3 separate regions of the Homo sapiens genome follow, and all the other regions are linked to region 3. Evidence: chromatin contacts called from ENCODE Hi-C or POLR2A ChIA-PET data. All regions are on one chromosome and are shown on one strand. Each heading gives the region's core, a stretch centred on a gene start or an enhancer-like site at or near the end of the contact. The rest is flanking DNA. Distances are from core to core; before and after follow the strand shown.

The links. Hi-C counts contacts between places; a loop is a spot of excess contacts on that map. ChIA-PET counts read pairs that join two places held with the same protein, here RNA polymerase II (POLR2A). Pooled maps may share reads with other maps.
Region 1: a loop to region 3 is called in a map of naive thymus-derived CD4-positive, alpha-beta T cell, with 9 times the contacts of the local background. The contact joins the promoter of CIAO3 here to the promoter of LMF1 in region 3. A Hi-C loop is called at or near these places in 1 of 168 maps with a recorded cell type or tissue (naive thymus-derived CD4-positive, alpha-beta T cell), 4 of 37 single-sample maps with no recorded cell type and 10 of 50 pooled maps. POLR2A ChIA-PET finds 5 or more read pairs at or near these places in 3 of 52 experiments (IMR-90, activated CD4-positive, alpha-beta T cell and activated T-cell).
Region 2: a map of ascending aorta shows a loop between it and region 3 (2.9-fold over the local background). The contact joins the enhancer-like site here to the promoter of LMF1 in region 3. A Hi-C loop is called at or near these places in 1 of 168 maps with a recorded cell type or tissue (ascending aorta) and 2 of 50 pooled maps. POLR2A ChIA-PET finds 5 or more read pairs at or near these places in 3 of 52 experiments (A673, BJ and K562).

The regions. Positions count from the first base shown.
Region 1 is chr16:739,594-742,246 of GRCh38, forward strand. It overlaps CIAO3 (cytosolic iron-sulfur assembly component 3), which reads right to left and starts at 1,404. Exons shown (of 11, transcript NM_022493.3): 1 at 1,327-1,404; 2 at 50-145. The coding sequence starts at 1,392. RefSeq lists silencers at 730-1,029, 1,400-1,459, 1,530-1,809 and an enhancer at 951-1,546.
Region 2 is chr16:1,179,526-1,183,801 of GRCh38, forward strand. The region is part of intron 2 of CACNA1H (calcium voltage-gated channel subunit alpha1 H); the gene reads left to right. Among named protein-coding and RNA genes, the nearest start is that of CACNA1H, 29 kb to the left of the region's middle. Within about 2 kb of position 3,015, at least 13 of the 41 ENCODE cell types and tissues checked have a DNase peak (open chromatin) inside an H3K27ac peak, as active enhancers do.
Region 3 is chr16:968,363-972,524 of GRCh38, forward strand. It overlaps LMF1 (lipase maturation factor 1), which reads right to left and starts at 2,622. Exons shown (of 11, transcript NM_022773.4): 1 at 2,426-2,622. The coding sequence starts at 2,618. RefSeq lists enhancers at 827-1,818, 3,801-4,162 and a silencer at 1,864-3,033.

The sequences.
Region 1 (2,653 bases), core at 154-2,653, 230 kb before region 3:
TCGGATCAGCCGGGCAGGAGAGATGGTGGAGCAGCCTCCTGTGCCTTACTTGGTTAATTTGGAAGTAGCTCCCGTCATCTTCAATGCGAATCTTGGCCACGCCACTTCCCGCCCTTTTTTCCACTTTGACAGGCTTGATGCACTCCTAGAGCAGGAAGAGACCCCAAATCAGCCCCTGTGAGTGGGCGGAGGTTCCCTGGGAGGCCAGGCCTCAAGGATGGCTGCCCAGCCGCACAGCCTGAAGGCTCTGCCAGGAGCCATGCACTCAGGGACTGAGGCTGGTCCCACCGTCTTCTTCCTGCCCCACTGCTCTCACCCAGGGATCGGGTTCCCAACATCCTGCGGCACTGAAGTTCCCAGTGTGCAGGAAGGCCAGTGCTAACAGCGCCTGCAAACTACCCACCTGCGGAGACACCACCAACACTGACCTTCACCCTTCACGTGAACAGGGGGCGTGACCACCACAGAGACCAGAGTTGCACTGCCCATCGAGAGGACGTGTGCTTGGATCTGTTTGGAGACCACCTCCTGCTCAGTGCCCGGGAAACAAGTGGATTTCTCTCTCTTCTCCTTGAGAACCCTGGCAGCCCAGAAAGCCGCCTCCCAGCTCATCCCTGCCGGAAGCGCTCCCAGCAGCCCGCCTCTCGCCCTGCTCAGCTCTGGCCCCGCGGGGCTGTTGGACATGGACAGGCAGGTGCACCCAGAAAAGGGCGCCTGCAGCCTCCCGGGTTCAAGGGTAGCTGTCCGGCCCACCAGGGCGACGTTAAGGACAGCTCTACTGAGGAGCCACTGCGGGGCGTCTAGCGGGCCGCCCCTACTGCCCTCAAATGAGGTGGGGTCCCCACCGCACCCGTTTATGCAGATGCAAAGGCTGTGGCTTGGGGGTCCTGAGGCCTGACAAGGCGTCCTGCGCAGGGGAAGGGGAAGAGGCCCCGGCCCGGGCCCCGCCGCCCTCCAGCTGCGACCCAGGGGTCGGGTTAGGGTTAGGGATGTGTGGGAGCCGCCTCTGCTGCCTCCTCTGGGTTGGGCAGGCCGGCGCGAGCCCGCGACCACGGGACCCTCCCACGCAGCCCGCCCGGACACCATGGGGCACAGGAGCGGGTTGGGGGGCGCCGCCCTCCCTGGCCTCAGTTTCCTTGTTGGTAAGAAGCGGGCCTCAGTGTCTGAGGCCCCGCGCCCGGGTCGATAGAGTCCCTGACGGCCCAGACCGGGCTCCCGGGATTCGGATCTCATTCCTCAGGGGAGGAAGTGGGGCGCAGAGCAATTTCCCTCCGCGCGACAGGGCACCGAGCGCAGCCTCGACCCCGCCCGCCCAGGCCGGCCCACCTGAGACGGCCCGATGAAGTCATCCAGGTCCGTCAGCTGCAGCGCCCCGCTGAAGGGCGACGCCATGACGGCCGCACTGCCGCCGCGCGCAGGTGTCGCTAAACGGCGCGAAACGAAGTGGCTGGTTCCGCCACGCTGCCGGAAAGCGCCCCCAGGACGCATGCGCACCTCGTCCCGGGGCCGGCGCCCTCTGCTGACGAGCCCCGGCGCTGCGGCTCCCCGCCCACCTCGCGGGAACCCGGGACCTACCGCTTCGTCCACCTCCCGCGCGCCCCAGGCCCCGGGTTGGGGTGCAGGGGGCGCAGGGGTTGGTCGGGCCAGCGCCGCAGCTCCGGCCCCGGAGTCTCTCCGCCTTCACAAGGAAGCGGAGGGGATCTGGCTCCGTCCATTTCCTCATCCTCTGCGTACCTGCGGACCAGGTGCTCCCGGATGCAACCCAAGAACCCGGAACGCGCCTGGCACACAGGAGGCGCTCAGCTCGTGTTGGGGAATTCAGGCAGGGAAGAAAGCATGGATAGGCACGAGGTCTCCCCTTCCTGGGGAGCCGCTCCCAGGGCCTCCAGCCCCTTTTTCTGTTATCTTGGAGACCAGTCTGGAAAAGTCCATGCCCCTGGGAGACCCTGAAACAGGACCCTGTGGGCCGACTCGCTTTTCGTTTTTTTCTTTTTTTGAGACAGAGTCTCGCTCTGTCGTCCAGGCTGGAGTGCAATGGCGCGATCTCGGCTCACTGCAAGCTCTACCTCCTGGGTTCAAGCGATTCTCCTGCCTCAGCCTCCCGAGTAGCTGGGACTACAGGCGCCCACCACCACGCCCGGCTAATTTTTTGTATTTTTAGTAGAGACGGGGTTTCACCGTGTTAGCCAGGATGGTCTCGAACTCCTGACCTCGTGATCTGCCCGCCTCAGCTTCCCAAAGTGCTGGGATTACAGGCGTGAGCCACCGCGCCCGACCCCGACTCACTTTTTTTTTTTTCTTTTTTGAGACAGAGTCTCACTCTGTTGCCCAGGCTGGAGTGCAGTGGCGCGATCTCGGCTCACTGCAACCTCTGCCGCCTGGGTTCAAGCAATTCTCCTGCCTCAGCTTCCCGAGTAGCTGGGATTACAGTCACCTGCCATTGCATCCGGCTAATGTTTGTAGTTTTAATTAGAGACTGGGTTTCACCATGTTGGCCAGGCTGGTCTTGAACTCCTTACCTAGTGATCCACCCACCTCAGCCTCCCAAAGCGCTGGGATTACGGGCATGAGCCACCGCGCCTGGCCAGTTACATGTATATCTGGCATCATATGGCCAGTTACATGTCTAATGGCCAGTTTTATGGGGACTTTT
Region 2 (4,276 bases), core at 1,765-4,264, 210 kb after region 3:
TCAAGCGATTCTCCTGCCTCAGCCTCCTGAATAGCTGGGATTACAGGCGCCCGCCACCATGCCTGGCTAATTTTTGTATTGTTAGTAGAGACGGGATTTTATCATGTTGGCCAGGCTGGTCTTGAACTCCTGACCTCAAGTGATCCACCCGCCTCAGCCTCCCAAAGTGTTGGGATGACAGGTGTGAGCCACCACGCCCGGCCTCTTTTTTTTTTTTTTTTTTTTTTGAGATGGAGTCTTGCTCTGTCGCCCAGGTTGGAGTGCAGTGGCGTGATCTCCGCTCACTGCAACCTCTGCCTCACGTGTTCAAGCGATTCTCCTGCCTCAGCCTCCCACGTAGCTGGGATTACAGGCATGTGCCACCACGCCCAGCTAATTGTTTTGTATTTTTAGTAGAGACGGGGTTTCACCATCTTGGCCAGGCTGGTGTTGAACTCCTGACCTCATGATCCACCTGCCTCGGCCTCCAAAAGTGCTGGGATAACAGGCGTGAGCCACCATGCCCGGCCCGGCCTTGTTTTTTAATATACATCTGGTTGCCGGGTGATACTGAGGGGGCCGGGCTCTGCAGGCACAGGGCTGAGGGGCGTCGTGTGGATGGACGGCCAGCCCGTTGGGTGCCCTGGCTGGGTCCCTGTCCCTGCACACCGGGTCAGCCGGCTCCTGGGTGCACAGGCAGGTGGTGTGCGTCCGCATTGCAGAACACGGGGCGTTGCAGGCCGGAGCTGGGTTTTCACACAGATTGAGACCAGGCGTCGCCCACAGAGCATAATGTGAGGCGAGAGGGACTCGGGCTGCTGTGGGCTGGGGAGGACGGTCCCATAGCTGGGGGCAGAGCAGGGCAGGCTGGGTGAGGAGGGGGCACCCCAGGTGTCTGAACCCCAGGTCTGTGGAGGCCCGAGGTCTGAAGGGAAATCCCCAGTGGTGGGACTGGAGGTGCCGTGGAGGGTGGGCCTGTGTCCTGGTGTCCCTGGCGTCCCCATACCCCCTCCGAGGCACAGCCACAGTCTCTGGGTCCTGAGCAGGGGCTGCAGTCACAGCCAGGCCGTGGGGGGGCCAGGGAGGAGGGGCTGCTCTCCATAGTGTGTCGGGTGGGGAGTGGCCCACCTGGCCTTGGCTTTCCCGGGGCAGGTAGGGAGGGGCCTGGGCAGGGCGGGGCAGGGAGGGATGAGGTGCAGACTGGGGAGAGTGCAGGGTGTGCAGCGGGGGCTGGGATGCCGCCGAATAGGGGCCTGTGGCTCCCACAGGGAGGCCCCTTAGGTGAAGAGGACCAGAGTGAGGTCAGCCCTGGTCCACAGCCACCCCGCCCTGGACTCCCCGGGCCAGCACCCGACCTGGCCGCCAGCGTGCTGAGGACAGACCTGCTGGGCCGCGTTGGCAGGGGCTCACCCCGTCTTCCCGCAGGAAAGCGCCTTGGCGGGACTGCTTCCGCCAGCTTCCCGGCCAGACCCAAGGGTGGAGCTCCAGGCCACGTTCCCATGGAGGGAGCGCCTGGTCCCCTGGGGTGGTCTCTAATTTGGGCCACGGCAGCTGTGCAGTGGCGCTCAGGCAGTTATTTCTGGCCTGGAGAATTCCAGCTCGGAGCAGGCCCCACAGGCCCGTCCCAGGGGCAGGCGGCCGTCTTCCCCAAGGTCCCCTCCTGGCTGGGTTTCTGCTGCCCACGCCTTTCCCTTCCAAGCCTGGGGGCCCGCAGCACCCTCATATGGGGACCAAGATGGGCAAGGGTGAGGCCAGAGGAGAGGAGCTCTCACCCGGCATGGCCGGCCCCTCCACCTCCCACTCCACTGCCAGGACAAAGCCAGCCTGACCAGGTGGCCCTGACCGGGGACAGCTGCCGAGCCCCCGGCAACGGTGGGAGCTGAGCCAGCGCTTTGACGCCCGCGTCGGCCAGGAGAGTCTGGGGGTCTGCTCCAGTTCCGGCAGAACATCCTGGGTGGTCGTGCCCCCGAGGTCCTTGCCGGTGTGGCTGCACGCTGCCACCAAGTGGCTGGCAGGGCCTCAAGCTTCCCGCAGGCACGGAGAGGAGGGCTGGGATCAGGCACTTTTCCACTCAATTATGCCTTGAAAAGTTCCCAAATCAAGCTCTTTATTAGAGATAAATAGGTATATTAGGTCTCTTTCTAATTAGCATGGCTTTTAAAATTGTGCGCAGTTAGAGGGAGCTGTCCGCGTGTGCTCCAGCTCCGTGGTGGTGCTGCGAGCCAACCTCTCCTTTCATTCCTGGAGGTGGGGGACCCGCCCTCATCTCAGGCCTGAAGAGGGCTGTGTGTGAGTTCTCCACTTGTGTGTGGGGTGAGCCCGGCCCATGCACACAGCTACACACACATCACACACCCACACCCGGACACGCGCCTCAGGTCCCCACACTGCCCTTACACACATGCGCCCCTCACACATGCATGTCCCCTTTGCACACACGCCCCCTCGCACACGCATGCCCCCTCGCACACGCATGCACACAGGCTCACTCTGCTGCCTGTCCCTGGCTGCTGTGTGCTTCCGGCCCTCCCTGTCTCCCCACACAGATGGACACAACGCTCCCCAGGGTGAGAAGTGGCCGCCCAGGTGAGCCTGGTGTTTCCCCGGGCTGTGGCAGGGGCAGGAGCAGGGTCCGTGCCTGAGACAGCGCAGGTGATGTGATTGTTTTGGCCCCTCCGGTGGGTGGCAGGTGGGAGGCTCTGCGGGGTGGAGGAGGCGGGCCTCAGCCCACCTGGGTGCAGCCTGGCGGACATAGAGGCGGAGGCCAGGGCCGCTCTCTGTGGGGCCAGAGTCTCCCGAGGCCATTGCTCAGGGAGGAGCTCTGTTGAGATGGAATGTTCCGGCAGCCGGGAGTGAGCCGTCCACTCATGCATCAGTGATTTCAATCCCCCAGGTGGTGGCCTGTGGTGGGTGTGGGCTCCCCGCACCCCTGCGCTGGGGGCGGTGCTCTCCCACGGGCAGCCCAGCCCCCGTGCCCTCCTGTGACCCGCGGCGCCGGCTGGAGACAAACACTCCATGTTTGGCTGCTGCCCGGGCTCCCCACCCCCAACTGCCCGTGTGAGTCACGCAAGTCCAGGCGGCTGGCTCCGGCCACGTTCCCCTGGCCAGGCCCCTGGGGAGAGGGGCTCCCACATCGGGGGCCTGGCTGGGGTGAAAGCTCTGGGCAGGCTGCACATTGAGACTCAGAGCAGACTGGGGGTTGGCTGGGAGAGGCCAGGGTTGAGGACCAGGACAGAGGCCAGGAGAGCTCGCAGCCCCCCGACGAGGCTGTCAGTCACTGTGGCGGGGACCCCCACCCTGGCCCTCCTCTGACGTTGCCCAGACCCTCTGTTCCCTGCCTGGGATGGGGTGCAGGTGACCTCTCTGGAGCTGAGTCCTGAGTCCTGGGCCCAACCTGAGAGCTCCCCAGGTCAGGAGTCGGCCACAGGGTCCATGGGCACTGCAGGTTCTCAGGAGGGCAAGCCCACCTGTCCCATCTCTGGACAACTGGGTTTCCAGGGCTGGTACAGGTACCTGTGAAGGAGGTCTGGGCCCCACCCACCACCCCCGCCCCCACCCTCTGTGACCCGACACCCCCAGCAGCAGGGACTGGGGTGGGACACGGTGGGGCCCCAGGTGGCGGTTTCCAGGAAGTTCTGTGTCAGGCATGGAGCCCTGGAACCCGGTACCCTCCACCCCCGTGCGGCTGTGGGAATCCTGGGGCTGCCCTCGGGATCTGGCCTCTGGGACCCCTGACGGGTTCTATTGCGTCTGATGGCGCCGCGTTCCCCCAGTTTTCCCCCAGCACAGAGGGGTTCTTAGGACCTCACCCCTTCCTGAGTTAAAACCCTGCGGTGGCTTCTCCCGAGGAAGGAGACGGGCGTGGGGGCCGCCCTCAGCGTGGAGCCGGGAATCCCTCCTGGCCCCTCCCCCCAGCCCTGACCGGGCTTCCTCCTCCCTTGTCTCCATGGCAGCGGCCTCCGGGGAAGGAAGAGAAACCTCCTTCAGTCAGCGCATCCCCGGCAACCCTGATCCTGGATCGTGTGGCTGCCTTGCCCTCCCCCTTCCCACCCAGTTCCCTCCCGCTAAGAGGCCCCGCTGGAGAACAGGACACGTGCCTGTCGTGGCATTGGGGTCGGGGGTCCGGGGGAGGCGCCGCACTCAGGGCAGGCTCTGGAGCTCCCCGGGCACCGTCCCGTCCTGCAGGTTTGATGTACTTTCTGTCATCTACCCTGTGAGGCTGGGGGGCGGCCCTGGGGGGAGCGTGCAAGAGCACATGCGTATACACGGGTGAGCACGTGACCTGGCGTGTTGCTCC
Region 3 (4,162 bases), core at 1,372-3,871:
GTTTCCACAGAATACATTTGGTTATGTGTTTAATTACAAGTGTTTCAATAGCTATAAACATTGTAAAATTCAGTATCAAGTGAAATATTTGGAGAGCCCCTATGGCAACTTGGAAAAACCCTGGGATTCTGAGGAACAGGGAGTAGCGCACAGTCCCAGTAAAATCCAGAACTTTCTAGAAGGAGATAAATGCAGGATGACTGCCTGCTTGCCCTGGGCCAGCTCAGCCAGAAAACCATGTCCCTGAAAGATGGGAAACTGGTTCCTTGATACAGCAGAAAAACACTGATTCTACCCCAAATGTACTCACAAGACAGAAGAACGTGCATATGTCAAGGAGAAATGTTCAATGCTGGGCACCAGGCTTAAAATATCCGCTTGACCCAGTGGCTTAAAAGCAGTTCCTTCTGAATTGAACAGAGAATCCCTGCGGAGATCAAAGGAGCCTCAGCTCGTTTGAAAGAGTCTGAGCTGGTTTTATGAAGCTGTGCTCCGGAGGCAAGGCCGCTGGGACTTCCTGCTGTATCTCGGGCTCCCCTGTGGAAGGCCTATTAGAGCCTCACAGCTTCACTTTATCTCTACTTCATCGTTTGCTAAGTGACAGCACCAACATTTAAAATGACTGTTTAATACTGTGGAGGGAAAAGCAACCTGGGAAGAACTACTTTTTAAAATAATTGCAGGCCGGGCATAGTGGCTCACGCTTGTAATCCCAGCACTTTGGGAGGCCCTGAGGTCAGAAGTTCGAGACCAGCCTGGCCAACATGGTGAAACCCTGTCTCTACTAAAAATATTTTTAAAAATTAGTCAGGCATGGTGGTGCGTGCCTATAATCCCAGCTACTCGGAAGGCTGAGGCAGGAGAATCGCTTGAACCCAGGAGACGGAGGTTGCAGTGGGCCGACATGGTGCCGTTGCGCTCCAGCCTGGGCAACAGAGTGAGACTCCGTCTCGAAAAAAATAAATAAATAAAATAAAATAGTTGCTTTAAAGAAAGAGAGAGAGAGACACAGACCCAGTTGAAGCCGATACTGCAATCCCACAGGAAACCTTGTAGTGATGAGCGCGTCTCATCACTTTGCACCAGGAGGTGGAAAGTATCACACAAATGTCACACAAAACGTCGAACTGAGCATCACTCCAGCACAACCAGGCTACCAAACTTCCCGCGACGTGTGTGGCACAAAGGCTGTGCAAAGAAGAACTTCTGCAACCTGACCCTTTCCTTCCACACGTGAGGGAAGCAGACGATGGAAGGAAAGGGAGACGTCCAATGCCCACGGCCTACAACCAACGCGTGGGCAACGCCCGGGGCCAGCAGCTCCGGAGCCCTCTGGGACGGTGACTGCCCACGCGCCCCGCTGGCTGCATCTCGGCCTGGCAGGCTCCCCTCACTTCCATACTCATTTGAGAGCCTCACTTGAGGTTCGTAGCTCCTGACACGTTGGGCTTATGAAACATGTATCCGTGTGATCACATGTCACCGTGATCACAGAACCGTTCTCTTCCAAACCAGTTCTGGGTTGTAGGGACTGGGGAGAGAGGGAGTTGGAATCGCCAGCTGCCCCTGGCCAGGGGATCCAGAGGTTTTGAGCGTGAACTGACTTTTCTCAGAGCTCTGCTCTGTAGGCTGCGCACGCGGGCCCCGCACAGCTGTGGGGTGAAGGGTCTCCGCCAGTGGACCCGGCCAACCACATCCCACAGTGAGGCGCAGGCTTCACTTGCAGATGAGGTTCCGGAGCTGCCCCCAGACCTCCGCTGGGAATCTTCCCGAACGCAGACTGAGCTAGTCGAGAACACTAAAGGAGAAACTCCAGTCTGGCCACCAGCCAGTCACCTTCCCTCAGCCCCTGGGAGACGCGAAGGAGGCTCCCGGGCCGGCTCCTCGGATTTTGGCAGGGGCCGCACGCGGCAGGGATGTGGCGTGCGGGCGTCCAGTTACAGTGGGAACCTTCACCGTCAGCACAGCGCTGTGTCGGGGACAGCAGGAGCGCCTCGCCTCTCCAGGCCGCCCCCCGCCCCGCAGCCAGGACGCAGACCCCCGACCTGCGCACGGACGGGTGACCCTCCACCTGCCCAGCTCTCCTGGGAACTCCTGGGCCAGGGCCCGGGCCGGCCCCGCCTCGCATAGCCCCGAGCCGGTCCTGGCAGGCGCGGCCGTGCAACTTCGGGGCTGCGGGTGGAACCGGGAGCCCAGGAGCCCAGGCCGGAGGCTCGAGGCGGCGACAGGGGTAGGGCCGGGTGCGCTGTCGCCAGCAAGCCTTGTCCTGCCCTGCCCGCCCCGCCTTGCCCGGGCCCCAGCAGGAAGGAGGGCTGCGTGGGGGCGCCGCGGCCGCGAGACCGCGCGGAGGAGTCTCGAGGGAGGGCGGGGGTCGTGGTGCGCGGAGGTGACACTGGCGGATGTCCCGGGCCCGCCCGGCACTCACAGTACACGAAGGCTAGGGCCTTCAGGAGCACGATCCGGGTCAGCCAGAAGGTGCCCGTGTGGAGATGGGCCGGAGAGCCTGCGGGGCCACGCCCCGGCGCGGGCGGCGACTCAGGCTCCGGATCCGAGTACCCAGTCTTCCGCCTCCTCAGCGACTCCGCGGGCGCCGCCATTGTTGGGCTGTCAGGGCGCATGTGCGGGGAGGGCGCACTCCCGGAGGCCCCGCCCATTCTCGGAGGCCCCGCCCATTCTCGGAGGCCCCGCCTCTCCCTGGCCGGCCCTGCCCACGGCCGAAGGCCCCACCCACACCCCGGGAGGCCCCGCTCACAGTCCCGGAGGCACCGCCCCCTCCAGCCGGCCCCGCCCACGCGCGGGAGCGGGTGCCCGGAGCCTGCCTCCTTCGCAGTTCTCGCTGGGCGCTGCTGCGGGTAGGGCGCGGGGCCGGGTACCTGGGAGGTGGTGCGCGTCGCCCGACCCGAGCTCACTGGGGCAGGCACGCGTGCCTTCCGTCAGTCCGAGTTGCAGAGGCCAGGTGCCCTCCCCCAGCCAGGCGCCTTCCCAGCTGTGGTCCTGGGGAAGGTGGGCTGCACAGGCCCTGGCGGTGCTACCACTGCGTGCCCCTGCCTCACAGCTGACACTCACTCTCTGCGGAGGAGGGTGCTAGGGCGATCGTCGCAGCCAGCAAGGGACAGAGTAGGCAGGGCTGTGCCTGGAATGCTCGGGGGACCCTCCCCTTTCTCCCAGCCTGAGCACCCTTCCGCCTTTGCACAACCCAGCTCCTGCCTGCCCTTGGGACTGGACTTCAAGCTGTGGGGGAAGAGGGGGACTCAGGACTCAGGAGGGAAGGGCTAACTGCCCAATGCCCCAAACAGAACATGAAGGAGGACGCCAGCACTCTACACTCTGATGACTGGAGCGGGGTTCTGGAGGCTGATGTGAAGCGGGTGCTAGGAAGGGCTGGGGTCACAGGCATTCCTTAGAGGAAAGAAAGGGCGTGAGGCTAGAGTAGGCATTGGAGACCTAGGGGTTAGTGAATAAACTGTGGGGCACTTAGGTGGAAGTGCAGATTTCTCCTTATTCATTTGTCAGCACTCTTTACGTATGAAAAATCCTGTTCTTTTGTGTATATTGGAAATATTTGTCCTGGTTTTTTGTTTTTGTTTTCATGTATTCTTCTCTTTTGCCTCTCTAGCTTTCCTAGTGTTTTGGCGTATCAATTATCGCCACTGGGTTGGTCAAATGACCCGTCTTTATTGCTTGTTTAATTACCTGTTTAATTATATCTTCACCACCTGCAGTGTGAGCCTTGTGTGGGCAGGGACTGACTGTGGACATCGGGCCCCCAAATCCAGGCCTGACCAGCAGTGGCCCGAGCTTCCTCTCAGCCTCCACCTTCCCTGTGTTGCTGGGGCCGTAGCATACGTGTACATCTTATGGTTTAATTCATTTTTAGTTTCCATTTCTTTTCTATGAAACCCCCCTTAGGAGCCCAGCTGTGAAATGGGACCCTGTTAAAGATGTTGCAACGGGTACGAACACACAAACATCCTCCGCATGCTGGCCCAGCCTCCGGGAGCGTGGTGTGTGCCTGAGGGCTCGGAGCCTTGGGGATCGCAGGAGGCATCGGCCCTGGCTGGCGCCCGGCACCCAAGTCCCTCCACAGAGCCCACGACCCGTACCTCTCCTCGTGACCTGGGGGCCAGCTTAGGAAGGGCCGGCACAGCCCACACTGTTCCCC